2 separate regions of the Homo sapiens genome follow, and region 1 is linked to region 2. Evidence: chromatin loops called from intact Hi-C (ENCODE). Cell type or tissue: body of pancreas. All regions are shown on one strand. Links, peaks and the distances in the headings refer to the core of each region. The heading gives the core; the rest is flanking DNA. Region 1 has its middle 63 kb from the start of MIR2110. Region 2 has its middle 82 kb from the start of NHLRC2.

What was found. A loop is a pair of places that touch in the nucleus more often than their neighbours do. Peaks named below come from ENCODE experiments on the same cell type or tissue, not always from the same donor. Only the 100,000 strongest peaks of a DNase experiment are listed, where the experiment ranks them.
Region 1: it touches region 2 in a loop (2.0-fold over the local background); 4 of 110 quality-filtered maps call a loop at or near these places.

The regions. Positions count from the first base shown.
Region 1 is chr10:114,102,723-114,118,753 of GRCh38, reverse strand. It overlaps the pseudogene RNU6-709P and the pseudogene UBE2V1P5. Among named protein-coding and RNA genes, the nearest start is that of MIR2110, 63 kb to the left of the region's middle. In body of pancreas, for the core only: a CTCF peak has its summit at 7,982 (motif pointing right); no DNase peak of the experiment used is centred there.
Region 2 is chr10:113,928,597-113,944,627 of GRCh38, reverse strand. No RefSeq gene overlaps it. Among named protein-coding and RNA genes, the nearest start is that of NHLRC2, 82 kb to the right of the region's middle. In body of pancreas, for the core only: no CTCF peak of the experiment used is centred there; a DNase peak (open chromatin) is centred at 6,607; H3K27ac peaks cover 742 bases.

The DNA.
Region 1 (16,031 bases), core at 4,750-12,749, 170 kb before region 2:
AATTCACTTTATCAAAACCTGAGCTAAAAACAACGCATCAGCTGATGATGACCGCAGAGAGTGGCAGGACTGAGGACCCAATATTTGTTTTCCAGCCTGGTGGAGAGTGAATAGTGAGGTTCCAAAACTAAACAAGGGAGGTCAGGAAAACTTTCCAACCTTACCTAATGGCTTCTGGCCAAAGCAAGGAAGTGTCATGGAAAGTGTTGGGTGGTGATGGTGCAAAAGGAACTTGAGGAGGAGGGAAGAAAAAGCACCCCTCAAAGCTGGGGAAGAGAAAATATGGAGAAAGCCCTAAATTCCTCATTGAAGGCCAGTCTCGGAAGTGGAGGGGTTATGATCTGTGCTTCAGTCAAAGGTAGGAGTGGAAGAGCATGGGGACAGGATGATGGCTTGGAAGGGGCATCATTTAAGACTTAAACCAGGGGTGCAGGCAAAGCACCCCATGTACCCAGCAGGCTGCCGCCTGAAGCCTTCACATCTACGTATGTTCAATAAGAAGATACTAAAATGGCATTTAATCAAGTTAGCATGCGTGATGGAATATTTCACATCACAAGGCATTGGTTTCCATTGCTCTAACAGTTCTGGTACACTTAAATTATGCCGTGTAACTTAATGAGTTAACTATTGGAAAGAATCCCCTGAAATCAAGATCTGTAGAGTAAGTGTAAAATTAGTAAAGAAACCTTTCCAATGTAATAATCTGCTTTCAGTAGACTGTGGATTTGTTTGCAAGAGAAAGGAAGATTTAGGGCAAGAGGGTAACAAGCACCCCAGAGTAGAGGGCTGTTGCAGGGAGGGTACGAGCTGGGGGGAGGGGCAAGGAGAGAAGGCAGAGAGCCCAGGCCATGTAATCAACAGAAAGGTGATTGTGTGATGTGTCTTTTCACAGTTAGATGTGCCCCACCAGTTATGATGGGAGTCAATTTAAATATACTTTCTTGATCCCAGAATTTCAACTACGTGGACAGTGGTTACACTTGACAGGATAACTTATTATAGCACAATTTACATATTTCAAATGGACAAAAAATTAGTATCATTTAGTATCTTAAGATAAATTTCCTTTGAATGGGAGCTTCTTTTCCAGTACTTTGAGGTCTTCAAGACATATCTAGAAAATTTACTGTGGAAAATGAAGACTCCTTAAATTGAATTGTGGGGAAGGGAAGGGCCTGTGGTTTTTCTTTTTGATTAATTGCTGTAACATTGTCCTTCAGGAGGCTAAGGGAGTTTTCATATTTTCTTTAGATATCGTTGGGCGCCAAAGCTCTTGCAGGACAACTTTGATGCTTTAAGAATTCTGCCATTTTGCTAGCACTGATATGGATCTTGGGCCCACCACTCCATTGGAACTATTAACTCCATATTAATTTTCATTACAAATCTTACAGAGCGGGTGCTTCTGGGTATTTAGGTCCACATTCTACTTTAAGGCTGGATATTTGGTTTTCATAAATTATTCTCGGAGGCCCAGTCATCATTCCTGTCCATCCTGTAAGTGACATGTCTTTGTCATCTTCCAGACCCCAGTTAACTGTGCCATCTCCTCTTTTCTGGCCCCCTTCATGTTCTTCCAGCAATGGGAAACTGCGAGGGACCTTTTTACTCCCAAGCCTGTGGTGGCTGCCAACTTGTGTTGCCATTGCTCCCTAACTTACATTTAAGAGACTTGATTCTTAAAAAAAAAAAAAAACTCAAGGTGAAGGGAAGCATATATTTAAGAAATATTTTATTTCTGAGGAATTTCCAGCCTTTTTCCAACAGCCAGGCTTGTTAACATACTACCTGCCCCTAATTGCACTCCATAAAAACGGATAGGCTATTATATTCAAGAGAAGAATCTCTACCATCTAACCCAGTACAAAAGTTCTGTTGAAAGTTTAAGATCCATTGAAATAACCAAGCTTGTCCATAGTTAACTTCTAGTTACAGTTAACTCAGGAAATACATTAAATACTAGAGTAGCTTTCCACATCATCCATTTCTGTAGTTTTTTTGTTTTTAGCCACTAAAGCCCCAAGGGTGTGAAGGGAGTGTTTTCAGCATCTTCCCACTTTGCTTATCCCAAGAAACATCAGTTAAACTTGCCACACTACCTAAAGGTTCTTAGTCTGGCCCCTTGGTGAGTTCTGACTAGGGAAGACACCCCCTAGATCCCCCAGCTTGCTGCCCTTGCTCTAGGTCTGGAGCTGTGGGGCTGGCCACCTCTGGGAGAAACACTTTGTGTCTTGGTTCTGCTCCCGCTAGAGCTCCTATCGATGCCATCTCTTCCCCAGAAACCAGGTCCCCAGGTGTCCATACCAAAGGAGTGTACTTCTTTGGACTCTGAACTAGCTTGTTTCTAGATTTTGTGTTTTGCTTTGTGTTAATTTGAGGCCAGGGTGGAGGGAATTGTGCAGAGAGCCTGCTGGGACAAGCAGGCTGCAAAGCGTCTGTTTCTGGTGTCTCTAATTGGAATTCCGAACTCTTTCTCATAGAAATCATATTTTAAATAGTGAATACTATCTTAAGAACTTGTCACAGCTTATGAGTAAAAAAGGAGGAATGTGCTTGCCTAAAAATGCTTGTCACTGTTTTTCTTTGATATGATTAAATGCTTTCTAAGCTCTGAGGCACCAACTTCCAAAAAAAAGTTGAAGCAGAAGTATCAGGTGCCTTCCAAGATATTGGATGATCCGATCTCACAAAGGTGCTCTGAAGTTTATGTTGTTAATACTAGTAACTTGTATGTCAAAGCCCAAGATGTTGCTGATGATTTTTAAAGATCATACTGGACCCACAGGTGTAATACAGTTCCCATTTCAGCAACAACTTGGTATAGAGCAGGAAAGAATGTTTTCCATTTGTCTGTGCCCACTCGACCCACAGAACAAACACCCCACCCTAAACGACAACCAGAACACTTCTCACCATCCGGAGCTGGTTTGGCTGTATCTGCGTTTCCTCCATTATCCTGTTGGAGTGGGCTTTTGTTTACCAGGTTAGTCAGGTGAGTGAGAGATGAAAGGGGAAAGGAATCAAGTTCAGCAAGAGTCCTTGTCAAATTTGTCAAATTGCAATTGAGGTGATGCGAGTGCTCCATGTTACAGATAGGCTTACGTACGCATCGGATGGCTGGCGTGCCGCATGAAGTAGGACCAGCAGCCTTTGGGCTAATGTATCGTGTTTATGGAAGATGTTCCATGGTGATTCCTCATGTCACTTTGTACCTTTATAATTATAAATCAACCTAGAGATATACCAGCTTAACATATATGTATGTATTTTTTTAAGGAGGGGGTTCTGGAAAGATACACACTAAAGTCCTAGCTATGGTAACCTTGTGTGTATGTGTGTTGGAGGGATGGGGAAGAGGGTGCAGGGTTTTTGTGGAATTATGTATTACGTAATTTAAAGTTGACTTTTAGGAACTTTTAAAAGAGCCAGTTCATCTTAAGAAACACTTATTCAGAGTATACCAAAGCGTTTTTCCAGGTTAATCTGTTTTCTGATGCTCATTAACAGATAAATATGTGGCATGGAGTATTGCAATCTGTGGAAATGAAAAGCAGGGAGCTTACTAGTTTTTTGCAAGGATGGAGTGGGGTAAGGATCAAGTTCGAATACAGGTGAGATCTGGGGGGCATAGTTCTCACTTCCTGGTGGCAGCTGTCTGCATGATCCATCCCACCATGAAGTTGTAAAGCCCCCGAGTGATTCTGGATACCTGTTCTCAGCGTAAGAAAAGTAGCTCCATCATCATACATGGACAAGTTTTTCCCCTGAGGTGCTGTTATGCATTTTCCAAGTTTACTTAATGCAATAGTTACTTAGAAAGCAGACTAGTATTTAGCAGCTATTCTGGTCAGAAATCAAATGCAGCCTACTCTAGTGCTTTTGTATTTTAAGAATGTTTTCCCTTTGAAATGATAAAGAACACACATTTAAAGGAAACATATTAGTGGAGGTACAGAGAACAAATACTAATTAACTGCTTTGAGTGAGGCTCAGACAACCCTATGAGGTAGGAAACTGAGGCTCAAAGTAATTTACCCCAGAGCTTACTGCTAGGTATTTGTGGAGCTGGAATTTGAACTCACTTTATGGATGCCTTTTGCTATTCTTTGCTGCTTCCCAAAAGTCAAAAGTTCTAATACCTTGGGAAGTGGGGTAAGGTCATATTTAGATTCCTTTTCTATGCTTAATATGCTTTTAACAAAAGTACCAATAATTAGTTTAAAGAAGATGCCCATGCATAAGAGCGTGTGATCTAGTAAACTCTTTGTTGGAGACTTGGTGCCTCTATTTTCACCTTTTGATTGTCTTTTGACTTAGCTTTTCCTCTAACCACAGTCAAAGAAGGGAAATAAAAACAATCATTTTGTTTCCTCTTAAACTGTAAAGGTGTTTGGAGGGGGAATCATAGGTAATAAATCACATCATAATTTTCTTGACAGTCTGGACAGTGAATAGGTGTTCCTTAAGCTTTTTTTTTTTTTTTTTTTTTTTTTTGATACAGGGTCTCACTCTGTTACCCAGGCTGGAGAACAGTGGCATAGTCAGGGCTCACTGCAGGTTCAACTTACCAGGCTCAGGTGATTCTCCTCTCTCAGCCTCCCAGTAGCTGGGATTATAGGCATGTGTCACTACGCCCAGCTAATTTTTTTGTATTTTTCGTAGAGACAGAGTTTCTCTATGTTGCCCAGGCTGGTCTCGAACTCCTGGGCTCAAGCTATCCACCTGCCTCGGCCTCCCAAAGTGCTGGGATTACAGACGTGAGCAATCGTGCCAGCCAGGTGTTCCTTAAGCTTTTAAATTACCTGTACACATAACTTCCCGTGCACTGCCTTGTGGATGACTGTAACAGAGACTCCCTTTCCTGCCCATCTCCTTCAGAGCCAACTAGAGGAGGCAACAGAGGACTGTAAGGGTCCCTGGACTTGGACTTGGAAGACCCTACCTTGCCACTTTTTGTGAAACCTTTTACAAATCACCCACCTCATTGAGCTTCAGTTTTCTCATCTGTAAAAGGGGATGAGAAAGCTCACCTTGCAGAGCCATTCTGTGGAGTGAACAGGATAATGCATGGGAAAGAACTTTGAAAACTGCAAAGCTCTGCGACATGGACATATTATTAAGCTAAATCTTCAAAAATAGAGGTCTAATTTCTGTTTCTAAAAAAATAATTATTAAAAAAAGTTGAAGGATGCATATATATGTGTACTGTAAAAATTGTTGCTTTAATAGCATAAACTTTGCAACAAAGGGAAAAAATACCTTTAAATATGCATTCATGTGTATATGCAAAGAAAAAGTTCTGAATGGATACATACCAGACTCCACAGTGGTTTCTCCTGAAAATCACATTATAGAGTGGTGGACTTTCTATTTGAATTTATATTTTTCTGTTACTGGAAGTTTTTCAGCGAGTATGTACTACTTTTGCTATAGTTAACTTTAAAAATTATTATTCTAAGAATCATATCCTGATTTTTAGAGGGCTATATGCCTGACCCTCTAGCAAGGTAAAAGGGGGAGAGTGTGGAGATAGTATGTGTATGTATATATTTATTGTCTAGAAAGATCCTATTGTTCAATTTTCTGATTTCTTTGGAACAGACTGAGTTTGGGAAGAGGTGGGAGAAGGTGATGTGTGTTGCTGAAAGAGAGCCACGCTCTTTTGAGCAGCATCAACTGAGATCTATAATCCAATTCCAGTTTCAGACCTTGGTTTGACTTTTCAACAGCTACCGAGAAACACTTGGAGCCTAATCCCATTTCTACAAGTGGATTGGTAGGTGTAGCCACTGCATTTGGAGAATAAGTACAATGGAAGAATGGAAGAATGCTGTGTGCGTGTTCTACTCATTCTCAACCCAGCCCCTTCCTCTTGTGCACAACCACACAAAGTCAGCAGGGGAAGTGTTCAGATGGCTGGAGCTTTTAAATTCATAATTGTCTGACATTCTCACACAGCTTCTGTCCTGAGGGCCTGGTTCTATCATATACATTGTGTGTGTGTGTGTGTGTGTGTGTGTGTGTGTGTGTGTGTGTGTGTGTCGGGGGGGGGCAGTTACCTTTTTGTAGGAATGGGGAAGAAAAGAGAAAAAGCCCCGTAAGGATTGGGATGTTTACTAATTCCAACAAAAGGGAGGTGTTCGCATGAATCGCATCTCGAACCTCCCTTGGAGGGAGGTCTAGATGTTTCATTTCCAGCCACCCTTTGTGTGGGACACAGAGATGGTGCTGATGAAGATGAGCAGCCAGACAAGCAGCGGCGTCTCCATACCTGTCACCCCGCCACATGCTTCGCTCTCATTCTCTTAAATGTAATAAAGCTTTCCCCTCAATACTTTGCTGAGGTTCTGTGGTGCTTCCAAAGCAACACATATAACTTAAGCACTGCTCCTAACTCAAATGATGTGTGTTTTGATGGACTCATTGCTGCCACTTGGACTCAGCCATTATGCTAAGCAAGAAACATGTGCTAGGCCAGGAGCGGTGGGTCACGCCTGTAATCTCAGCATTTTGGGAGGCCAAGGCAGGTGGATCACCTGAGGTCAGGAGTTCAAGATTAGCTTGGCCAACATAGTGAAACCCTGTCTCTACTGAAAATATAAAAATTTGCTGGGTATCGTGGCGGGAGCCTGTAATCCCAGCTACTTGGAAGGCTGAAGCACGAGAATCGCTTAAACCTGGGAGACGGAGGTTGCAGTGAGTAGAGATTACACCACTGCACTCCACCCTGGGCAACAGATCGAGACTCCTCAAAAAAATAAAATTGGCCGGGTGTTGTAGCTCACGCCTGTAATCCCAGCACTTTTGGGAGGCCAAGGTGGGCAGATCACTTGAGGTCAGGTATTCGAGCCCAGCCTGGCCAACATGGTGAAACCCCATCTCTATTAAAAATATTAAAAATTAGCTGGGTGTGGTGGTGAGCCACCTGTAATCCCAGCTACTGGGGAGGCTGAAGCAGGCGAATCACTTGTACCTGGGAGGCGGAGGTTGCAGTGAGTCCAGATTGTGCCACTGCACTCCACCCTGGGCGATAGAGTGAGACTCCATCTCAAAAAAAAAAAAAAAAACAAAACAAGACATATCCGAAATAAATGTTCCATCTTTGTCCAGTTTTCTGCTTGCTTTTGTGTTGAGTATTTTATAAAATTTGATTATATTTTCATTATGGCTTTATGAGTTATGCCTCTTTTTAAAACATTTTTGTGGTTGCCCTAGAGTTTAATAAGGTATCTTAAAAATATGAAACTCTTCATATTTTTGACAGTCATCATTGTGCAGAGCCTTGCTGATATTCTGTGACAGACCCGAATTTACTACACGTGCTCTGAAGCGATCACCTTTTCTAGAGTTTCTTCTGCCTGCTTTCAAATTGGATGACAAGAAGCAAAGACCAACAGATCCTCTAGACCAGTGTCAGAAATGAGAGCGACCTTCGAGAGAAAACATCCAGTTCCAGAGTGACCAGACTTTCAGGATAGGAAAACTGAAAACAAAATTCTGAGCTTGCTTTTATTTTGCTAAGTAAGGATGAAAATTTTTTTCCACTTACTATCACTATTTCATAAACGACAGGATGTTTTAACACTGAAAACAAAGGTAGAAAGAATCAACTTTTAAACTGAATGGCTTCAACTCTACAAAATACTGTATTTGTTTTCTTCACCTCACAATAGCCTGGTATTTGACAACCACTGATGTGGTCCAACCCCTTATTATAAGATGAAGAAAAAAGTTCATAGGAGGAAGTGTTTTGCCTGAGGTTACACCAGGCCAGCCTTTTCCTGGCTTTACAGGGACTAATCACCCTTGGGTTCCATAGGTCTTGGAACCAAATGAACTAAGGAAGCTCTAAAGATGAAGGATGTGTTGGTCATCTATTTATTGCCTCACAGCTCCAAATGCACTCTTCAATACCTGTAATATACAAGAGAATTCCTTTAAACATTTCTCCACTAAAGGGAGTGTGATGTTAAGATTTCTCAGTAGAGGGCAATGGAGGCACATTCCAGGAGAAAGAGGCTTCCCCAGGTTTCTGGGCGAGGCTGGTGTCAGCCCTGTGAGTGTGAAGATCTCCATCCAGTGGAGCCTGCCCCAGCCGTGGGACCAGAAAAACCATCCATCTACAACCTTACAGCCTCTTCTCATGGTAACCTTTCCATAGCTCTCTTGACATGGAAACCAAAGCTCCTGCCTGGCTCACACACAGGTACTTTTGCCTAGAGGGTCATACACAGGATAACCATTCCTTCTGCAAGTTTCCATGTGGCCCACAAGCTCTGAAGTCCTCTGCCCTGCTGGTGTCCAGGCTCCTACTGCATGTCCACACCAGTGGCTGCTGACTGACTGCCTGCTCTCCAGCCACACTCTAGAGGTTAGCTGTTGCTTACCTAGCAACTGGTAGACCCGCCCTGGCCTGGCCAAACCATCTAACATTGCTGCTTATCCAGTGGGCTGAGACATACCTTCTCCAACGAGGTCTGAACTCCTCCTTTGAGTACTCTCTCTGAACCCTCGCATACTGTATAGGATTTCCTTTTACCTTTTTTTTTTTTTGAAATGGAGTTTTGCTCTTGTTGCCTAGGCTGGAGTGCAATGGCGTGATCTCGGCTCACTGCAACCTCCACCTCCCAGGTTCAAGCGATTCTCCTGCCTCAGCCTCCTGAGTAGCTGGGATTACAGGCACCTGCCACCACGCCTGGCTAATTTTTTGTATTTTTAGTAGAGATAGGGTTTCACCATGTTGGTCAGGCTGGTCCTGACCTCAGGTGATCCACCCGCCTCGACCTCCCAAAGTGCTGGGATTACAGGCATGAGCCACCCTGCCAGGCCCCTTTTATCTTATAGATACTCCTTTATCATAGTTAATAGTTCTTTGTATTAAACTTCGATTTTATCCACTATGTGATTTCTATTTCCTGATTGGACCCAGCTCACTACTGAAGCTGAGCATGAAGAGCTCTGTACAGCCTTCTGAAAAGGCACAAAGACAAGAGGTTGCTGTTTGATGCTCAAAAGATTCATGCTTAAAAAATGAAAAAAGACCATTTCTTCTCATTCTATTATTTAACAAATTCATACAACATCATTATTTATGTGCAAGGCACTTTGGGAGATAAGTGCATAACTTGGAACAAGATGGGAAGAGATCAGTGCCCTAAGATGGCACTGATAGGGGTGGGATTTTAGCTGGAAGAGACAGCATTTGAGAAGGACTTTCACAGATAGGAAGAAATAGAACATACAGGAGGAAAATCAGAGGGGGAAGTCCAGATGGAAGAAACCTCCATGCCTTTTGCTCAGGGCAAAAGTTGCTGCAGAGGTGGTAACGTGGAATGTGTAGAACGTGTTCACCTGTTTGTTCCATTTGGCTAGAACTTTGGATCATGTTCTTGGCACCAAAAGATGGCATTTGTTTTGCCATTGCCAACCTTTATCATATTTAGCAAGAAATGGTAAGACCTATAGGAAAGGAAGGGACCTTAGGAAGTTATCTAATTAACAGTCAGGCTGTGAACAATCTTGAATGTCACACATAAGAAAATGGCCAGGCGCAGTGACTCATGCCTGTAATCCCAGCACTTGGGGAGGGCGAGGCAGGCGGATCACCTGAGGACAGGAGTTCAAGACCAGCCTGGCCAACATGGTGAAACCCTGTCTCTACTAAAAACTAGCCAGGTATGATGGTGGGCACCTGTAGTCCCAGCTACTCGGGAGGCTGAGGCAAAAGAATCGCTTGAACCCAGAAGGAGGAGGTTGAAATGAGCCGAGATCACACCACTGCACTTCAGCCTGGGCGACAGAGCAAGACTCTGTCTCAAAAAAAAAAATAAGGAACTGAGTACTAGGTTTGCCAGAAAAACTGCATTTAAATAGAACGTCACAGATGAGGATCCCATCCACTCTAGTATATTGACAATCTGTTCATTATATCCATACTTAACTTCAGGTTAAGGGTAACTCCTGAATAGTTTGAGAAATTATTTTGACATATTTCTCCCCAAAGAGGGTAATTTTCTCTTCAAAATTGAGTGGACAAACTAATTGTCATCTGCCAAGTGCAGTACTGCCTCGCATTGCTTTCAGTGACTCACGGGTGTATGAAGAAATCGTGAGCTCCAAATGCCCAGTGCTTTTCCTCAGTGGAGGTGGCACATAGCTGTGGGTGGGGAAGAAGAAAAATGAGGACAGGATGTCAATAAGGTAACAAACAAGATGACAACAAAGTGATCTGGACCTGGGTTGCAGTAAGAGACTCAAGAGGGCCTGGTTAGCACATCCAGACTCTTCTGACAGTCTGCCACAAAGCATCCTCCAGCCTCAGAGTTTTCTCAAAGACCACGGGGGAAAATGAGGAGAGTTCAGACCATTCCACATAGCAAGTTAGTTAAATAGAGACGTGTTGAAAGAAATTATGATGGTTAGCAATTGTTGTGTCTTGAAGAAATGGAACAGAATAGTGTAAATAGAACAAGGGATACCCTGGGCCATTTTGAGAAGACATCTATCAGCCGAGCAAAATACGGCCACGTCAAAGGATGCTCTAGAGGGCTCATGGGCCGCTCTAAGAGATGTGTGTGAGGCCAGAGTTGCCATGGTTATAATCATGGCCTTGAACAGCTAATTTTTTTTTTTTTTGAGACAGAGTCTCACTCTGTTGCCAGGCTGGAGTGCAGTGGCACGATCTCGGCTCACTCCAACCTCCGCCTCCTGGGTTCAGGCAGCCTCAGCCTCCCGAGTAGCTGGTACTACAGGTGCGCACCACCATACCCAGCTAATTCTTGTATTTTTAGTAGAGATGGGGTTTCACCATGTTGAACAGGATGGTCTCGATCTTTTGACCTTGAGATCCGCCTGCCTCAGCCTCCCAAAGTGCTGGGATTACAGGCATGAGCCACTGTGTCTGGCCAACAACTAATTAAAAAAAAAATCAGTGAATATGACAACACTAGCAAACAAATGCCCCCCTGACAAGGGACTAGGAGCAATTTCACGCTTATCTGTCTCTTCTGATGACATACATAAGGGCAGAGACAATGCCTCCTCTCCAGCCATATTAATCCACAGCTGTATTAATGAAAATGGCAGGTTTGGGAAGTTTTTTTCAAAAGAATGATTTTTATTTTTCATTTTATTATTATTTTTTGAGACCGAGTCTTACTTTGTCACCTAGGCTGCAGTGCAGTGACGTGATCTCAGCTCACTCCAACCTCCACCTCTCGGGTTCAAGCGATCTTTGTGCCTCAGCCTCTTGAGTAGCTGGGAGTACAGATGTGAGTCACCAGGCCCAGCTAGTTTTTGTATTTTTAGTAGAGATGGGGTTTCACCATGTTGGCCAGGCTGGTCTCGAACTCCTGACCTCAGGTGATCTGCCGGCCTTGGCCTCCCAAAGTGCTGGGATTACAGGCATGAGCCACCGCACCCGACCAAAAAGAATGATTTTTAGTTATTTAATAAAGTTAGGTCCCTAATTCCTTAGATTGCATACAAGGGGCTCAGCATTTGATTCGAGATCTGGGCTCATAAGCTATAAATCAGGTACTGTTTTAGATAACTTACGTTGATTTATTTTATTCTTGCAAAAAAGAAAAAACCCATTTCAGAGATGAACAAGCTAAATAAGATTAAGCAATGTGTTTGAAGTCATTTGGCTAGAAAGCAGCTAGCTTACTAACCAGAGAGCCAGAATTTGAACTCAGGCTTTCCAACTGTAAGGTTTATGCTCTCAGGCACGACATGAAATTTCTAGTCACCAGGGTCCTCAGCCCTAACACAGTGCCAGGCACAAACAGAATGCACAGTCACCTCTTACTGAATGAGTGAATGAGTTATAAATTATTCAGTTTGCTCCTAACCACTATTTGTCTAAGCAGTTGCAAGATCAATTTACACAGTGCCAAAGGAAAATTAATCCAGGCGTATAACACTATTAAATAGATCTCTGTACTGGTCACATTTTCCCTAGGTAGTTCAGATTAATTTGTGCAGCCCAAGATATAATTTACCCTGCAGATCATTGAAAAAGAATATACTGCGCCCAAATTATTATAATATTAAAAAATGCCATGTATTTTCTTTTAAATTTTTTGGGCACATATTTCTTGCTGGTATGTGAGAGTCTCAAGGAACGCTTTTTGCTCTTTGCCGGTTTTTTAGCAAGCAGGATATGGGAATAGACGTCAACTTTAAGCAAAGACAAAAACTGTCCTGGTAGTGAACTGCCCCTTCATTTTTGGTCATATTTCAGCTGAAAGGAAGCAGAGCTCTGATGTTACATATTAATATGTAGTAGAAAACAACACTATCTTAGGAACCGCTTCAAGTTATATTGTAAATTATATCTTATAAATATAATTTTTATATTTTTAGAAATTTTGTTTTCTGTACTGAAGAGTTCCCTGGTGAGACATTTTGCTAAAAACAATAAGATGTGAAAGATTTTTTGCATTAACTGCTTTGGTTGAGTCATTTGCCAAGAGCCCACTAAAAGCTCTCTGAGCTTCAGTGTTCATTGGCTGGAAAAGGGTTATAGTTTATCATTTTAAAATTCCATTACATATTGTAAAGTAAAGATATTGACTATATAGATCCAAGATTTCAAGGCCAAGTACTAGCCAATTAATTGTCATGGATCAAATATCTGTGAAAGATGCTGTATTAGGGTTCTCTAGAGGGACAGGTCTAATCGAATAGACGTATATAAGAATGGGAGTTTATTAAGGAGAATTGATGCAAGGAAGCCAGTCTGAGTCCCAAAACTTCAAAAGTAGGGAAACTGACAGTGTAGCCTTCAGTCTGTGGCCAAAGGCCTGAAAGCCCCTGGCAAACCACAAGTGTAAGTCCAAGAATCCAAAAGCTAAATAACTTGGAGTCTGATGTGCAAGGGCAGGAAGCATCCAGCATGGAAGAAAGATGAAGGCTGGAAGTCTCAGGAAGTCTGCTCTTTCCATCTACTGCCTGTTTTATTCTAGCTGCACTGGCAGCTGATTAGATGGTGCCCACCCAGATTGAAGGTGGGTCTGCGTCTCCCAGTCCACTGACTCAAAATGTGAATCTCCTTTGTCAACACCCTCACAGACACTCCCAGGAACAATACTATGCATCCTTCAATTCAATCAAGTTGACACTCAATATTAACCATCACAGATGCATAGAAGGAAAAAAGAAATATTCAAGTAGAAATCTATAGACTTAGTTGTTAGAGATGCAAGTAATTACTGCCTTGTATTAGCACATAATCATTAAAATGGAAAATTAAAAAAATCTTATAAACAGCCTCAAATGACATGAGTACAAGTTTTTCTGCAGTATGTTCCCCTTAGTTTTATTAATTTTGACCATTGTCATCACTCTATCCTCAGCTGAGTGTACTTCCTCTAAGTACATAAATTTATATTAGTTTAGCTAATATAAAACTTCCACTACCCAGATGTTTTAACAACTCTTAAAAGAAGAAAAAAGAAAATAAATGTAAAACAAAGAGCACCCTGGGATGATAAGAACATGTAACAGAGTTAGCGACATTAAGCATTAAAACCTTAAGTGGCTTTAAAAAATGGGAGCCATAAAACAATGATTTCCCCCAGGCGCGGTGGCTCACACCTGTAATCCCAGCACTTTGGGAGGCCAAGGCGGGTGGATCACGAGGTCAGGAGTTCGAGACCAGCCTGGCCAACATGGTGAAACCCCGTATCTACTAAAAATACAAAAATTAGCCGGGTGTGGTGACACACACCTGTAATCCCAGCTACTGGGGAGGCTGAGGCAGGAGAATCACTTGGAGGAGAAGGCTGCAATGGCTAAAAGTGTACATTCTGGAATCAGACTGTCTGGTTTGAGTCCTGGCTCCACCATCACTTGATCTAGTTGCTTGACTTTTCTGAGCCTCATTTTCCTCATATGCAAAATGGGGGTGCTAGGAGGCCCCTTCCTCATAATATTGTTGTGAGAGTCAGATGAGATAATGAGGATAAAACCCATTTTGTACCTGATCACATAGTGCCAGAACTGAACACGTTAGCTATTAATATGGTTTGGCTCTGTGTCTCCACCCAAATCTTACCTTGAATTGTAACAGTCCCCACGTATCGTGGGAGGGACCTGGTAGGAGGTAACTGAATAATGGGGGTGGGGCTTTCCTGTGCTGTTCTCATGATACTGAGTAAGTCTCGCAAGATCTGATGGTTTCATAAAGGGCAGTTCCCCTGTACATGCGCTCTCTTGCCTACCACCATGTGAGACATGATGTTGCTCCTCCTTTGCCATGATTGTGAGGTCGCCCCAGCCATGTGGAATTGTGAGTCAATTAAACCTCTTTCCTTTATTTTTATTTATTTATTTTTTTCAAGATGGAGTCTTGCTCCATCACCCAGGCTAGAGCGCCGTGGTGCAATCTCGGCTCACTGCAACCTCCGCCTCCGGGGTTCAAGTAATTCTCCTGCCTCAGCCTCCTGAGTAGCTGGGATTACAGGTACCCACCACCACACCCAACTAATTTTTGTAGTTTTAGTAGAGACAGGGTTTCACCATGTTGGCCAGGCTGGTCTCGAACTCCTGACCTTGTGATCCACCCTCAGCCTCCCAAAGTGCTGGGATTCCAAGTGTGAGCCACCACACCTGGCCAAACTCTTTCCTTTATAAGTTACCCAGCCTTAGGTATGTCTTTATTAGCAGCATGAGAACCGACTAATACAGCTATTGTAATGGGAGAGAGTTCAGAACCCCAGCCCTGAACATGGTTCTTCAAGGGCTGAGGACATTGCAAGATCCTGAGCACTAGGCAAGGACCAACCGTGCAAATGGTGTGATGTGATGAAAGACGTGGTCTTATCCTTATAAAAGCATTCCAAAAGAAGTACAAATAGTAAAGGCACAGTGATGCGCTGATCATGGAACTCCTCATCTCCAGCACTGAAGATGGCAAGGAATTTTCTTACATGTGTACGTGTAGTTTTGGCACTGTAGATGACATTAGTATGAAGAAACAAGCTGTCACCTGCCACAAAAGATCAGGCAAAGCAGTTTCTGGTCATCACCCAATGTACCAAAACAGATTCAAAGTTAGTTCTTATTAATATTCTTCTCCCTGACGAACCTAATGATGGATTTTTAAAAATGTATTTGAGTAAAAAAATAAAAATAATTTATAAAGTCTAAGTCTAGCAGATTAGGCCTCCCTGACGTAGTTGCTCCTAGAAAATGTGTGAGTTAAGTTTATGCTCTAAATGCCACTAGATGGCGGATGAATATTATTAAACCACCCAATCTTCACAGACAAGTTCTGGGAACGACACGCTTTCCTTCTCATCATCCTGCCCTGTCTGCAGGATCCTGGGAGGTCTCTCCTGTAACTCCAGCTTTTTTCAGTCCTTGTCTTTCCAGTGTCAGGTGAAAGGCAGATACTCAACCCCTAGAAGAGTCTACGACCCTGGATGGCAGGCACTAGCTTAATCCAACATATGATGAGTATGATTTTACTGTGGTCCAAACTCCTAATGCAGAAAATATCAAAAGCTTTCCAACCTTTGAAAATTTTATTTCTAAGTCTTTCAGAGCCAGACATTTGGAAGAAAGGGCAACGTCCTTGCAGGCATTTTGCAGAGCACTTGTTAGAGAGGATGTGCCCGGTGTTCTGTGATGCCACCTTCCTGCCGCACATCAGCCAGATGCACGTCTCAACCTCCCCACTCCCAAACGGGCAAACAACTCCACTGCTACCTAAATCTTTAACTTCTTAATTTCAGAAATCGGCCGGGCGTGGTGGCTCACGCCTGTAATCCCAGCACTTTGGGAGGCCGAGGTGGGTGGATCACGAGGTCAGGAGATCGAGACCATCCTGGCTAACATGGTGAAACCCTCTCTCTACTAAAAATACAAAAAATTAGCCGGGCGTGGTGGCGGGTGCCTGTAGTCCCAGCTACTCGGGAGGCTGAGGCAGGAGAATCGCTTGAACCTGGGAGGTGGAGCTTGCCAGTGAGCCCGAGATCGTGCCACTGCCACTCCAGCCCTGGGGGACAGAGCAAGACTCTGTC
Region 2 (16,031 bases), core at 3,258-11,257:
GTACTTCCATTGTAAGTCACTGGCACATGAATCTTCTTCCTAGGCTGTTTCTGGGGAACCCAACCTAAAAGTATAGGAAAGCTTTTGAAAACTTGCAAGTAAAACATACACTTCTAAGGAACTACCATATGGAGCAATTGCAGGACTGACTGTACGAATATTACATCTCTGAATTACTAGGTTCAGGATGGAACAAGAGGTCAAAAGGTGCCCCAAAGCCAGTTGTTCCATGACATCCTCTGTGCACTCAGCCTCTGTGACCACCACACCCCAACTTTGTGTGTGCCTCCTGTCCCCACGTCAACTGGGAGCTGCGATTAATCTTCCGGGGCCTCTGGGGCCTCCACGGAGCTCCATCTGTTCAGCCTGCACCGCTTTCCACCCAGGGGTCGCCAGCTTATTCCCACTGCGCTCCCCATGTGACCTTTCTCAGGGCTCTAGGAGAGAGGGAGAATCCCAAGTACAGGACACCGGCCCACGCTGGATTCATCTGAGGGCTGTGTGAGGAAGACACTTGCTTTTGGAAATTGTCAAGGGGACAAATCATGAACCCAGATTTTTGATCAACAAAATTTAAATAGAAACAAAGGCTCTTCATTATACCACCAGATTTAGGACTTTTAAGAAGAAATACACACCTGCTTCAGCAACAGGCCCTCAAAATTCAGTCTTGTTTTGGTATCTGCTGTGGCTAATGAGTTTCCATATTTCCATGACACCCATGTGAGCCTGGGGACAGGATGAACCCACCAGCATGTTCAAATTTTCAGTGTTCATCTTCCTCATTTAGTGGGTACGTTTCAACTCTCTTTCAAAACTAGGTCACTTTAAAGACATTAGTAGATAATCAAACTTACATCATGAAACCCAGCATTGCTTTTCGTTTCTTTCTTTCCTTTTTTTTTTTTTTTTCGGAGTTTTGCTCTTGTTGCCCAAGCTGGAGTGCAGCAGCATGATCTTGGCTCACTGCAACCTCCGCCTCCTGGGTTAAAGTGCTTCTCCTGCCTCAGCCTCCCAAGTGGCTGGGATTATAGGCACCTGCCACCATGCCCGGCTAATTTTTGTACTTTTAGTAGAGATGGGGTTTTGCCACATTGGCCAAACTGGTCTTGAACTCCTGACCTCAAGTGATCCACCCGCCTCCGCCTTCCAAAGTGCTGGGATTACAGGCATGAGCCACCACGCCTGGCCCAGCCTTGCTTTTCTAATGGCCAAATCCTCACATCCTGTTCCATCGATTCTCATGCCTGTGTTTGCATGTGTGTGTATGCACAGTACTCCTGTGAATCACGTGTGCCCAGCCTGGCCCCTTCATTTCCGTAAGACAGGGTACCCTTACTCTGAAACTGGGCCCACCCAAAGGCTGTGGGGTGATGGGAGGTGGGGAAGAGGGTTGGTGGGTGTGATGGTTCATACTGAGTGTCAGCTTGATTGGATTGAAGGATACAAAGTATTGATCCTGGGTGTGTCTGTGAGGGTATTGCCAAAGGAGATTAACATTTGAGTCAGTTGGCTGGGAAAGGCAGACCCACCCTTAATCTGGGTGGGCTCAAGCTAATCAGCTGCCAGTGCAGCTAGAATACAAGCAGGCAGAAAAATGTGAAAAGAGAGACTGGCCTGGCCTCCCAGCCTACATCATTCTCCCATGCTGGATGCTTCCTGCCCTCGAACACTGGACTCCAAGTTCTTCAGTTTTGGAATTCGGACTGGCTCTCTTTGCTCCTCAGCCTGCAGGCAGCCTATTGTGGGACCTTGTGATCATGTGAGTTAATACTTAATAAACTCCCATATATATATATATATAATATGGGAGTTTTATATATATATAATATATATTATTTATACTATATATTATATATTATATAATATATATTATATATTATTTATACAATATATAATATATATTATATAATATATAATATCTATTATTTATACTATATATAATATATATTATATATTATATAATATATATTATTTATACTATATATAATATATAATATAATATATATTATATTATAATTATAATATAATATATATTATATATATATACAGTGGGAGTGGGAGGTGGGAGGGAGACCTAGTTGAGACTGGGAGGGAAGCCAGAGAGAGGTTTAGTTTGGGGAATTGAATGTATACAGACATGTAGAATCAGAACCACCAGGTACTTCACCCCAGCCAAGGCCAGGTGAGCTTTCAGCACTGGAGGGGTGTATTAGTCCGTTCTCATGCTGCTAATAAAGACATACCCAAGACTGGGTAATTTCTAAAGGAAAGAGGTTTAATGGACTCACAGCTCCACATGGCTGGGGAGGCCTCACAATCATGGCCGAAGGCAAAGGAGAAGCAAAGGCACGTCTTACATGGTGGCACGCAAGAGAGATTGTGCAGGGGAACTCCCCTTTATAAAACCATCAGATCTCATGAGACTTATTCACTACCACAAGAACAGTATGGGGGAACCACCCCCCATGATTCAATTATCTCCACGTAGCTCTGCCTTTGACATGTGGGGATTATTACAATTCAAGTTGAGAGTTGGGTGGGGACACAGCCAAACCATATCAGGGGTCTAGCCCAGCATGGTCATATGTCCCAAGAGGTGGTCAGTGCAGTGACAGAGAGTCCAGGACCAAGCACTGGGGAAGTCTGTCATAGAAAGGGTTATGGGGGAGAAAGTGAGTTTGAATGAGTTTGCAGAGAAAAACAAAACACAGAACCTGTTGATGATGATGCCATGGCAGGTCACCCCCCAGGTGCAGAAGAACAGAGTGTGGAGACCAACCTGGGAAATGAGAGGCCGGCTGGACTTAAAGCTGAGAGCCCAGGGCTGGAGCTCCTTAAACCCCCTGGCTTCTGCAGGCCAGGCCAGGTATGAGCCTTTCCAAAGAAACCAGGCAGGGATTGCGCAGGCGGGTGCTCAAACCCAGGTCCCCTGACTTTTGGTTCAATGGCCCTGTCAAGTGAAGCCCCCAGGACCAAATGCCAGAAAATCCTCATCCTAATTCTGCTACCCCTGGTCAATTCACCTCAAGGAACCAAAAAGTATTTGTCATGCGGGTTCTTTCTGGGGGTGAAGAAGCAGGAGAAATGGGCTGGATGTTTATGGAACACTTATGGAGTGTGAATTTGGTAAGAGAGTACAAAACACTCACTGTGGGTGACCTAAATCAACAGATAGCCTTGTCACATAGAGAAAAGTCAAAAATTGTCTCTTTCCAGTTGAACACATCAAGTCACATGAATACAGATTTCAAAATCTCTAGGTTCTGCTGGAATTTTGTCATAGCAAATATTGACTGAAGTTGGTGGGCCATCGGCAGGGTTTTGTCAATGTTTTGGTTATCTGGAAACTCGGACGGGCTGTAGTGGAAAGAATTATGGTCATAGGGAGTTAGGAGACCTGGTTGGGTTCTGGCCCTGTCTCTGTTTACCAACCAGCAGCATGTCCTTTGATGACCCTCTTCAACTCGCTGCTCTCCCCACCTTTCCTCATTTGTAGGATGAGGAGATTGGGCTCAAAGATCTCCAAGATCCTTTCCAGCTTGGAAAATGTGATTTTATAACATAAATGGGGGTGCCTTGGCTAGTCATCTGATGTTAATTTGAACTTCAAATCATTCTGATAAACATTTTCAGGCTCCGGAGGTGGACTGAGGTGCATTTGTGAGATCCAAAGTGACCTCTTCCAAACCCCAAGTCTACACAAGGTTCGTGGCCTTGGGGAGCTATTTGGAGTCTCCAGCCAGGGTGATGATCTGGATTTTGGTGCCACTGACAATGAAAGTAGGCTCATATCTGGCTGGATCCTGCAGTAAAGAGCACATGGAGTATTTTCCTTCCCTTTTTAGCTAGACAGAGTTCAGTTCAGAGAGCTGGGAACTCCAAATGAGGACATGGTGATTTGACTGATGATCTGTCAGGAACATTAAAACGTTTCCAAGGGATGCTCCGGACCTTAAACTGCACCAGCACAGTTCCGAGTCCAAGCCGTCATAACGGACTCTGAGACCCTGATTTGGAGGAATTGAGAAGAAGTAGGACAACTCCTACATGGGACCCTCTTGTAGGAAAGCTGGTCTCCAGCAGTCTCTGACCCCATCTCCAACATCTGCTGCTGTTGTTTAAAGAAAAGGTCGGGGGGTGGCAGATAAAGTGAAAAAGTTTTTCTTGTAAGAGAATATCGTCGAAGCAGCCGTGACAATGGATAGCCTTCCTTCTCGTGGCTGTAGAGCGAATTCTGCTTTAAGAAAACAGTGTTCACAAAGATTTCAATTCACAAAAGGAAGGGTGAGGGGGAAAGAGGACTCTTCACTCCCCAAAAGGATTTACTGTTAAGTTCATTTAAGTCGGGTGGGGCGTCCTAACTGGCTGCTCACAGCCCGAAAGGAAGCCCATCTGTCTGGGTGCCGCAATGGGCAACTGTCTGGATTCTTAATGAATTAAATTTGTTTATCTATTTTAGAAACAGGTTGTCGTTCTGTTGCCCAGGCTGTAGTGCAGTGTCATGATGATAGCTCACTGCAGTCTCGAATTCCTAGGCTCAAGCGATCCTCCCATCTCAGCCTCCCAAGTAGCTGGAACTACTACTCTGCCCAGTATATCACAATTTTTTTTAAAGGGAGGGGAACAGACTAGTCTTTTCATTCTAAAAATGTGTGAGTCTATAATGGAACTCTAAGAACAATATAAGAGAATAATATAAGTGCCAGATATAAATTATTTTTTGACTACTTGTGGTTTTGAGATATTAAGGTTACTCACTCTTCACGATCATCATCATGGATGAGAAAGAGGTGCATTTAATGAGGTGTCTGAGTGTTTCATGAGCCCATTTTTAGCCTTGGGACCTTCGGTACACTGTATACATCATTTTTACTGCAGAGAAAAAAGTCTTCCCCTTGTCATGAATGTAACGTGCACACGGTAGACACAGCAAGGGGGCAGCCTCACATTGGAAGTGTTGGAGAAAGCAGTTTTATCAGGTGAAGGTTGCAGGGTTTTTACTGCACTGAACATTGACTATGAGCAAACTGCTGCAGAAATACAAGATACCAAGGGAAGGTGGGGGAGCTAGAATGGTCCCTGCCTTTGTTACCTGAAGTCTCCTTTTGGAGACAGAAAATGTTTCCACCCAGAAATGTCTAGTAACAGGAGGCAGGAAGTGGCCTATGGGGATAAGGAGTGCTTCCAGGAAGGAAAAATCTCTATCAGTTGATGCTTGGGAGAGACAATGCATAGTGAGTCAGGCGGTGGGTGGTGGCTCACATCTGTAATTCCACCACTTTAGGAGGCCAAGGCAGGAGGATTGCTTGAGGCCAGGAGTTCCAGACAAGCCTGGGCAACATAGAGAGACCCTGTCTCTACTAAAAATAAAATACCTAGCCACATTTGGTGGCACGCGCCTACAGTCCTAGCTACTTAGGAGGATGAGGAGGGAGAATCGCTTGAGCTCCTTGGGAGGCTGAGGAGGGAGGATTGCTTGCTGGGCAACAGAGCAAGACCCTGTCTCTTAAAAAAAAAAAAAAAAGCGAGTCTGTAAAAGTTCTCAAAGAGATGTGATTTCAGGGTGTGTGAGCTCAGGGATAGAGGTTCTGAAGGCGAGAGGGCTGGAGAGGATGCAAGGATGATGGTTTTCAAAGCCAATCTCAGAATAGCTGGGGATTCCGGGAAGTCACCTGCTAGGGCTTCCTGACCTCAGGAAGATGCTGGGAGTGCAGGGTCAGGTTACCCAGGATGGGATGCATATCAGTCTCAGTCCATCCAAAGGCATGTTCAGAAGCATAGTGAGAAGGAGTAAATGCTTCTGGGTTCTGATAGATGTTCTGATAGATGCCTATGAAATTGATCTGGAGTATGTTTTTTTTTTTTTTAAATAATGTGTAAATATTCTCAAAACTTCTACAATTCCTTGCCTTGCTAAACTCTTTTATTTATCAAAACTCCTTAATAAAGTCATCTTTTTTTAAAAAAATGCGCAAAGATGGGGCCTTAGGAAATATTGAGAACAAATCTTTTGTCATTACTGTGTGAGATAGATTGTAAATTTTCTCTTGATGAGTAAGGAAACTGGAACTTGGGGACCCTCAAACAAAGAGAGAAGGGTCCTGGTGGAGAGGGCCCCATGGAGAAAAAAAGGTAGGGACAGATCCCAGGAATGGGAACGGATGCATCAAGGAAGTGATACCTCACGTTGCATTATTACCGATTCCTCTGCTGTACTCCAGCCCATTACCAAACCCGCGGTAAAATTACATTGCTGTGTCCATAGTGCTGTGGGGGACAGAGGAGGAGAGGTAGGGACTGATGTGGGACAGACACAGAGAGCAGCAACAGGAGCAGGTCAGCAGCCAGAAGGGGAGGAGCGGAGATGGTGAGTGGGCAAGCCCCTTGGAAGTGCCAGGAAGTTTGAGGATGGTGCTGGGCTTCACGCTGGGAGATGGATACATTTTGTTCAGTCATTTAAGGAAAGGGCCTCCAGAAGGTTGAAGGAGACACAGTCCCTGCCTCTAAAGCTGGCAATAACCCAGTTAAGGGGAGGAGGCATGCGTGTACATAGAAGCACACACACGAAATGTACCTGGTAACTCAGGCAGCAAATGCGAAATGCCCATTCACTGAGCAGAAAAGATAGGAGGGCTATGAGAGTTTAGATTACTTTGGCTGGGGCCAGTGGCAGTGCTGGTAAATGTTTAACAACTGCCTGGAAAGAAAATAAAAACTCCAATTTGTAGCATTTGCCAATTTTCACGGTGTAAATACCATACTTCTACCATGGTCGATTTCAAGTTGCCAAGTTGACTCATTAAACATGGAGTTGGGGAGAGACACTCAAGAGTGCCTCGTCACAGAGTAGCTCCACTTTAACGGTGCAATAGACGTAAATGAACTTGAGCACAGATTATAGCAAAATGTATTATAATTCAGAGGTGATGAGTTCTGGACATTTCCTACCTTAGTTTTTAATACAATTTATTTACTTGTGAGTTTACATAACTTAATTTTTAATAATGCCTGTGTTCCATAACCAGCTCACAAAATTCATGAAATATTAACAATTGGTTCTTGTGAGCTGGTGTGAGCCATCTCTAGTACATTGCTGGCTGAAATGTCAGGGCAGGCTTTCTGGAGAAGATGGACTGAAAACTGGGCTTTGAAGGATGAAGAGGAGTTTGATAAGGCTTGATAGAAGTCACTCTAAGCAAAATAAATACATGGCAAATGAGTGGCCAGAAAAGCAGAAGGCATGAATAACAAGGATGCAGTTTACTCCTATTTCTGTAATATTTTAAGGTTAATAAAGTACTTTTTAAACAAACAAAAAAGGGATGGAGAGACCAAGCATGCATTAAATACACTTGTTAGGCATTTAAAATACATAAACAAAGCATCAAATATTCATGATATGCTAAATATACACATGATATGAGGCACTCACTATTCATGAGGTCTAAAAATGGTCCCTTTGCTCACACCTCAACTCTGGTCCTCAGAATCCCTGCCATCAGTGGGCAAGGCTGGTGAGGCAGGGAGAGAAACTGGATAGATACACGAATATTGCAAAATCCAGGGCTCAGCTCATGTTGTCTTTCACTCTGCTTACATCTGAACCCATCTCTTTCCTCTTGTTTCTTGCTTTTAAGTTGATTTAATAAGCTGTATTAGTTATCTATAGCTGTGTAACAATTATCCCCAAACTTAGTGGCTTAAAATAGCTAACATTTATTATGTCAAAATGCCTGACCATGTCCAGATTCCCGACCCCCAGAAATTATGACATAATGACACAAGGTCTCTCCCAAGGCTCTAATCAAGGTCTTGGCCAGGGCTGCAGTGATCTCAGGGCTAACTGGGAGTGATCCACTTCTAAGCTCACTTAAGTGGTTACTGACAGGATCCACCAATTTCTCACGGGCTTTGGCCAGGGGCCTCCCTCCGTTCCTTGCTATGTGGCCTCTCCATAGAGCAGCTCACAACGTGGCAGCTGCTTCCCTCCCAGTGAGAGAGAGACACAGCAGCAGAGGGTGAGCAGGACTGAAGCCAGAGTCTCTGTGGAACCCCGTCTCAGAAGTGACACCCTATCATTTTTGCCAGATTCATTAGAATTAAATTGTTAGGTCCAGGCTGGGCACGGTGGCTCACGCCTGCAATCCCAACACTTTGGGAGGCCATGGTGAGCAGATCACTTGAGCTTGGGAGTTTGAGACCTGGCCAACATGGCAAAACCCGGTTTCTACTAAAAAAACATGGTGGTGCATGTCTGTTGTCCCAGCTACTTGGGAGGCTGAGGCAGGAGAATCGCTTGAACTGGGGATGCGGAGGCTGCAGTGAGCCGAGATCACACTACTGCACTCCAGCCTGGGTGACAGAGCAGTGAGACTCTGTCTCAGAAAAAAAAAAAGAAATCATTAGGTCCAGGCAATACTCAAGGGGAGAGGATTACACAGGGTATGAATACCAAGAGGTGACTGCTGGGAGCTGTCCTAGGAGCTGCCTACCACACAATGCTCTGTGACCTTTGATTGAGCCTGCTCAGTAGTGAACTTGAAAGTAGTCATTTAATCTATCTAGATAATTCCCATACCACAGATCTCAGTCTTTCTCACTCTAAGTCTCACAACAAGCTTGAGATGTAGGCATCATCATTATCATCATCTCCATTTTTTTAGCTGAAGATACTGAAGCATTGAGAATTGAAGTGCTTTCTCCAACCCTACACAGCTAGTAAGTCAAAGACCCAAACCTTGAACCCAGATCTCCTCACCTTCAGGCTGTGGCCTTTGCCTTTTGCCATATTGTTCTGGGTTGAAGTGTCCTCTCTCCAAATTCATGTGTCCCCAGAACCTCAGAATATGACCTTATTTGGAGCTAGGGTCTTTGCAGATCCAATTAGTTAAATAAAGACAGCATCCTACTGGATTAGGGGTGGGCCCTAAATCCAATGACTCTGTCCTTATAAGAAGGCTGGCCAGGCACAGTGGCTCACACCTGTAATCCCAACATTTTGGGATGCTGAAGGGGGCAGATCACTGATGTCAGGAGCTTGAGACCAGCCTGCCCAACATGGTGAAAACCCATCTCTACTAAAAATACAAAAATTAGCTGGGTGTGGTGGTGCACGCTTGTAATCCCAGCTACTCCAGAGGCTAAGGCAGAAGAATCACTTGAACCTGGGAGGCAGAGGCTGCAGTGAGCCAAGATTGCACCACTGCACTCCAGCCTGGGTGACAGAACAAGACTGAATCTCAAAAAAAAAAAAAAAGAAGGCCGTGTGAACACGCAGTGACACGTTCGCTGGGAGATCCCCATGTGTAGAGGGAGACAGAAAATGGAGGGATGCCACAGCAAGCCGAGGAATGCTATGGTTGGCCCGCAACCACCAGGAGCCAGAAAGAGTCATGGAAGTGTTCTTTCTTCGAGCCTTCCGAGGGCGTGTGGCCCTGCCAACACCTTGATTTCAGACTTCTAGCCTCCAGAACATGAGAGAATAAATCTGTGTTGTTTTAAGTCATCTAATTTGTACTAATTTGTCATGCCATCCCTGGAAAATCCATACATGTATTATCTCTAAAAAGAGATTCCAGCTACAGACTGCCCCAATATCTACAGTGTTGAGGGAGGACACTGTTCAACCCAGAACAAAATGGCAGAAGGCAAAGACCACAGCCTAGTGGTTGCGGGCCATCCGTGGCAATCCTTGGCTTGCAGTGGCATCACTGTAGTGTCTGCCTCCCTCTTCACATGGTGCTCTCCCTGGTTACCTGTCTCCGTGTGTTCACATGGCTTTTTTTTTTTTTCTTTGAAACGGGGTCTCGATTTGTCACCCAGGCTGGAGTTCAGTGGTGCCATCTTGGCTCACTGCAAGCTCCGCCTCCCAGGTTCACACCATTCTCCTGCCTCAGCCTCCCGAGTAGCTGGGACTACAGGCGCCCGCCACCACGCTCAGCTAATTTTTTTTTTCATTTTTAGTAGAGACGGGGTTTCACCGTGTTAGCCAGGATGGTCTCGATCTCCTGACCTGGCGATCTGCCCGCCTTGGCCTCCCACACATGGCCTTCTTACAAGGACACAGTCATTGGATTTAGGACCCACCCCTAATCCAGTAGAACTTCTTCTTTACTTAACTACATCTGCAAAGACATAAAAAATTAAGACATAATTTCTAGTGGGTCAAAGTGCACATATACCCCAGGTTAGGCCCCATCTTCTAGCCCCTGAGGCTCCATCTAGAACTCAGTCTTCACTTTTCCTCTACTGATCAGCACATATCCTGTCTTCTCTAATTCCAAGCCAGCATCCCCAACCCAGGGCTGGGGGAGGAAACGGGACACAGGGAGGAGATTCGTTGCCTGTGATCTCAGACGATAAACATTACAGGACACAGGCATGAGGACGTGATATTTTCTTTCTTCTCCCATGTGACAGGCCAAAGATTAAAATCTCTCTCCCCTTCTCCCACTCATGCTCTTGAACTTGAATGCACTTGAACAGTTTGTTCACAGCAGCTCCATGTCTGTGTATGAGTGCGAGAGCACGTGTGTGTAGAGTTTTTGGTAGTCTCTGCTGCTTGTAATTATGCTGGCTTATAACAAGAAGCAAAGGTCAGGGTTCTGCTGGAAAAGGAGTGGGTGTAGTGGGATCGCTGTGGGACATGTCCTTCTGTGCATACAAGTTGGTAGGCTCACACAGAGGAATCAGCAACATTCTACAAAAGAAGAGGGAGGCCAGGTGCGGTGGCTTATGCCTGTAATCCCAGCACTTTGGGAGGCTAAGGCAGGTGCATCGCTTGAGGCCAGGAGTTCAATACCAGCCTGGCCAACATAGTGAAACCTCATCTCTACTAAAAATACAAAAATTAGCAGGGACTGGGGGTGCATGCCTGTCATCCCAGCTACTTGGGAGGCTGAAGCAGGAGAATCACTTGAATCTGGGAGGTGGAGGTTGCAGTGAGCCGAGATCACACCATTGTACTCCAGGCTGGGTGACAGAAAGAGACTCTATTTCAAAACAAAACAAAACGAAATGAAAAAAGAAAAGAAAAGAAAAGAAAAAAGAAGAGGGAGGCAGAAAGGATGCTCTTCAGATTCAAGGCCATGGCAAGGGGTTTGTGCTCAAATTGCAGTTTTTGAAATGCAAGAATTTCCTCTTTGGGAGCTCAAATAGTTCATCATATGAAATTATGATTAAGGTTTAAGGATTTTTCTTAAAATGGGAGTCAAAAATGCTTGCCAACGTTTGGCTGATCTGGTGAAAGCAGCTGTACCACTTAACTTTCACCAGGGCCCAGTGACTAGTAATTCACAATTTGTGGTCCAGTGGGCTCTCAAGCTGGAAGGGACCTTAGAGATGATCCAAACCCACTCCTTTGGCAAACGGAGAAGCAAAGGCACAGAGATCCACTTCAGTCCCTTCTCTGTCCTCTCCCTGTCCCAACTAAGTGGACAGAGAGCTCTGCTCTCCATTTCTCTCCCTATTTGCTTCTCTGCTATCTTCTCCATAAATCCACTTTTCTACCTGCACAGTCTCTGACTCTACATCACTCAGAGTTTAAGTTGTGTGCTCCCGTGGGGTGTAACCATCCATCTATTTATCCATCCATCCATCCATCCATCCATCCATCCATCCATCCATCCATCCTTCCATCCAGTCTCCTGTTACAATGTATCTAGGTTTGGAAGGGTGACACCCTAAACCATGTGTTAGCTACTTCTTCATCAATTACTTGAAGCCCTGCTTTGGACCAGATCCTACATAGGTGACACAAAGCTGCATAAACATGTCAAGGAGTGCTGGGCTGTTGAGCTGAACAGGAGGTGGAATATGATGAATGTCATAAAATAGGCACCAACAAAACGCTCAGGGGGTATTCTCGGGGGAATTCAGAGCAAGTTTTGGGGATGAGTGGGAAGAAGCTTGGAGGGGATCCTGAGGGGCTGGGAGAGAGGATGAGACTCTTTCTTTTATTTTTGAGACAGAGTTTCACTCTGCCTCCCAGGCTGGAGTACAGTGGCACAATCTCGACTCACCGCAACCTCCGCCTCCCCAGTTCAAGCGATTCTCGTGCCTCAGCCTCCTGAGTATTACAGATGGGACTACAGGCATGCGCCACCATGTCCAGCTAATTTTTGTATTTTTAGTAGAGATGGGGTTTCACCATGTTGGCCAGGCTGGTTTCAAACTCCTGACCTCAAGCGACCCACCCGCCTTTTTCGGCCTCTCAAAGTGCTGGGATTACAAGCAGGAGCCACTGTGCCTGCTCCAGAGACTCTTTCTTACCCTGCGTGAGCTCTGCTAGACTGGAACTCAATGGCTGGGGACCTGAGACTCAAACCATTATAGGCAGAAAGAGTCTTTAAAGTCTTTGCATTTTAGCTTTATAGGTAAAGGCACCCTTACCCTCTCTTTCCCCAACAGCTTAAAGAAAAAATAAGTCAACGTTTCTCTTTGGAGTCATATAAATCCTTTCTCTCTATGTATGGAACTAAATGGCTCCCTGAGAGGCAAATACCCACTTCATCATGGACAAATTCAACCTGAAATTAAGAAGCCTGCCAGGAAATGGCCTAAAGTTATCCAGAGCTTCACTTAGCCTTGTAACCCTGACCTATGTCCATGTCCCTATGTTATCACAGATGTCTTTATTTCCTCACAGATTTTGCCTTACTGATACCTCAATTCAAATTGTCAAGGTAATTAAAAATATGTTATATAATATACATACTTGAAGTGCATATACAAGTTTAAAATAGCTTTGTTACAAACAGACATTTTCTTTCAATAAAACTTATTTTGTTCATCCAAACACACTTTGGGCACCAACTTATACCAAACATTAATAGGGCACAAATGCCAGGAGTCACTGGAATGAAGCATGGTGTACCAGTTTTCTGGAAAACAAGCAGAAACTGTGCCTCCTCCCTGCTGGAGGTGTTTCCTTTTTAGAAACAAGTCTTTGAGACTTGAAACCTATTCTATAAATCAAGTAATCAATATAAGCTTTATGGCAAACTCCCTTAAATTCCATGACAAGGAACTCTGAGGCATGGTCTCAATGCTTTTCTTGATTGATATTGTCTGAAATAAGGTTCAGTAAACCTTCGGCCTTGAAAATATTTTAACCTGAGGCATGTGGCCTGTATTTGCCTTTCCTCTGGTGCTTCCAGCACTTGGTGGGCTGTGTTCCCTCGTTCTTCAAGCTTGCCCATGGATTATATAAACGACTTCAGAGCAAGACCCAGAGAAGTTTGATGACCCTTTCTAAGCCAGGCAGTGAGTTGGGATGCCTGAGCCTGGCCTCCAACATCACAAGTTTATCAGGTGGTCATTCATACCATCTTGGGCTGCGACGGACCTAAGATGGCCTATTTTGTGCCAAGGCTCTTGTTTTTCAGATAAGGAAACCAAGGCCCAGAGTGGCTTTTCTTGATCATCCAAAGCTATGGAATCACAGATTCTTAGAGTTAGAAGGTACATTAAGCCTTTAGTTATCCAGTTTCACCTCATACCCAAAGGAGAAACACTTTCCACACACTCTCTGCCAGGTGATCATCCAGCCTCTCCTTGCACGCTTCTTGCACTGGGGAGTACATAATTTTTTTCTGACTTTTCTGTTTACGGACATGTCTAATTGTTGTCAAGTTCTTCTCTATAATCAGAGGAAACCCACTTTCCTGTTGCGTCCACTGACAGCTGCATTCCAGAGATTCCAGAACAAAACCTGGTGTCTTCTGGGTTCCAGAAGGGTTGCTCTTCCCCTGGCATCCCTTAGCCTGACTGAACCATTATGTTTCCTGGAGAGTTAGGGCCAGATTGACTTTCAGTAGCATGGCTTAGCTAGCTATGTTTATTTATTTTGCTTTCATTTATTAATGATAACCATCACCTTCTATAAGTCCCACCCATTTCCCTTCCTTTTCTGACGTGCAGAAAGCTCTTATTAGAACATCAATGAGTTCATTGCACTCTTTAAAATCAAGGTTCAGAAAAAAGCTGGAGTGTGCTTCTCTTGACAAGGCTGCTTGAGTATAATCATAGCTCTGTCACAAAATATGCAGGCTTATAAGGGGTTGTCAAATTTTTTCCTGAAGTGGGAGATGTTTGGGAAAAATTTTTTTGAAAGTTAACTGAAAAGGAACAAAGAGAAAAAATCAAGGACTAAATGATTTTATGCAAGTTTTGCATAGCTACAATTTGCAAACTTTGCTTTGATTAATGAGAATGCAGAGGACTCCTGAAAAAGAGAAAAATGAAGTTTTGAGCTGCACACGTAGTCATGAGTCTTGACCTTTCCATATGATGAGGTTTCTATTATCTTAACCTGGTGAGGAAGCAGATAATATGAATGAACTGGAAGTATTATTTTTCAGCCATCCAGATTCGAACTTCTTTTTCTGAAAGGAAAGATATCCAAGGTGGTCATTTAATAAACATGCAGGTTTCTTTAAGCAATGTTCTGCTCAAATGATTCCAGTTATTACATTACATTCCACTTCATGACTTTGGAGGACTTCTGGATTCTTAAGCATTAAACTTTTTGAAAAAAGTTTCTTTTAAAGCTATTTGGATTTGTATCTCAACATAAAGGAGGAAAATTCAGGTCTTTTTGAGTTCTGCAGACGGAATCAGTGAAAGGTGTCCTGGTTTTCTTCATTTCTCAGGCAAGGCTCTTGGATTTCCTGTGGACAGCTGCTTGTACCTCCGAATCCTAAATGGATTCCTCTCTGGCCTAAGCATCCGGTTGCTTCAAGGGCCCTCACAGACACAGCTCCACATCACATAGCCTTTGGAGGAGCAATTTTAAGGAGGACACGCTCTAAGTAAGCCTGGCACTGAATGGTTTTTCTATGGCTCTCAGATTGTGACAGGGACAGTCCTGGAGTCCCTAGGGCATTACTATGTCCGTGGGGCATTAATGCATCATTCCCTTTCTTTTGAAGTGGAATCTCCCATGCATGCACTCCAGTGATTATTAAGCCTCCTGTGGCCGCTCAGCTTAAGATTTCAGATCTCTCCCTGGCTTAAAATGCACTTTTCATTTTTTCGCCAGCCCTCTTCTCTCACCCCTCTTTGCCCTGAATTAGAAGCATATCAGCCGACAGAGTCACAGAACCTTAAACTGCCCACATGGCAAATTTCTATCTTCTAGTTCTCCAGTTAACTTCTTCTTCCCCTTTCTTTTTCGCCAAACACCAAGGCTAAATGAGATCGCTGCCTGGGAAGAGCATGAAAACCAGCTTACCCTTTCCTCCAAATGAGAATGCAATCCCACCCTTTAAATTTCCCAGCAATTGTAATGAGGATTATGAACAAGCACTGCAGACATCAATTTTCAAATGAAATGTAAGAAGAACCCTTTTAAGTTCCTAATCCTAATTGTAGACTAAGGCAGTATTATTGGAGTTGGTTTTAAAAACCAGGTTGATGATGCCTCAAAATTAAGTTATATTGTACCAGCACATGCAAAAGAAAGGGACATCAAAGAGGGAGTCAATTTGGATGGCAAACAGAAATAAATGCTGGGCTGAGACATTGAAGACATCTGGCCTTTTTGGAGCCCAATGTTTATTTCTTAGGTGGGGACAGTTAGAGACTTTCATGAGAGCTGGCTGTGGCTTTGTTATGACCTCCTCTCACTACTGTGAGTTTAGTTCTGTGGCTGTCTCATTTCCAGGACTGAAATGATGTATTGCTTGTTTAATTTGTTATTCTCTGTAACTTTTTTTGCATTTTAATAAACAAAAGTAGTCTTTTAGGGAAGAAGTCAAGGTTGATCTAAATGCATACAGTCAGAATTAGACTAATTTTTTTTGTACGTAAGTCTATGCACTCTTCACTTGGATGAAATCCCTAAAGAATAACATTTGGTGAAAATGAAATGGCAGAACAATAAAGTAACATTTTATGTATTCAAAAATATTTACATCAAGAGGATTTCTTTATAGCTTAAATTTAATAGAATTTTTAGCAAATTAAGCAGAATTTAGGAAGTGTAGTTTCAGCAGTGGTAAGAATCAAATAGCTTTCCTAGATTATAA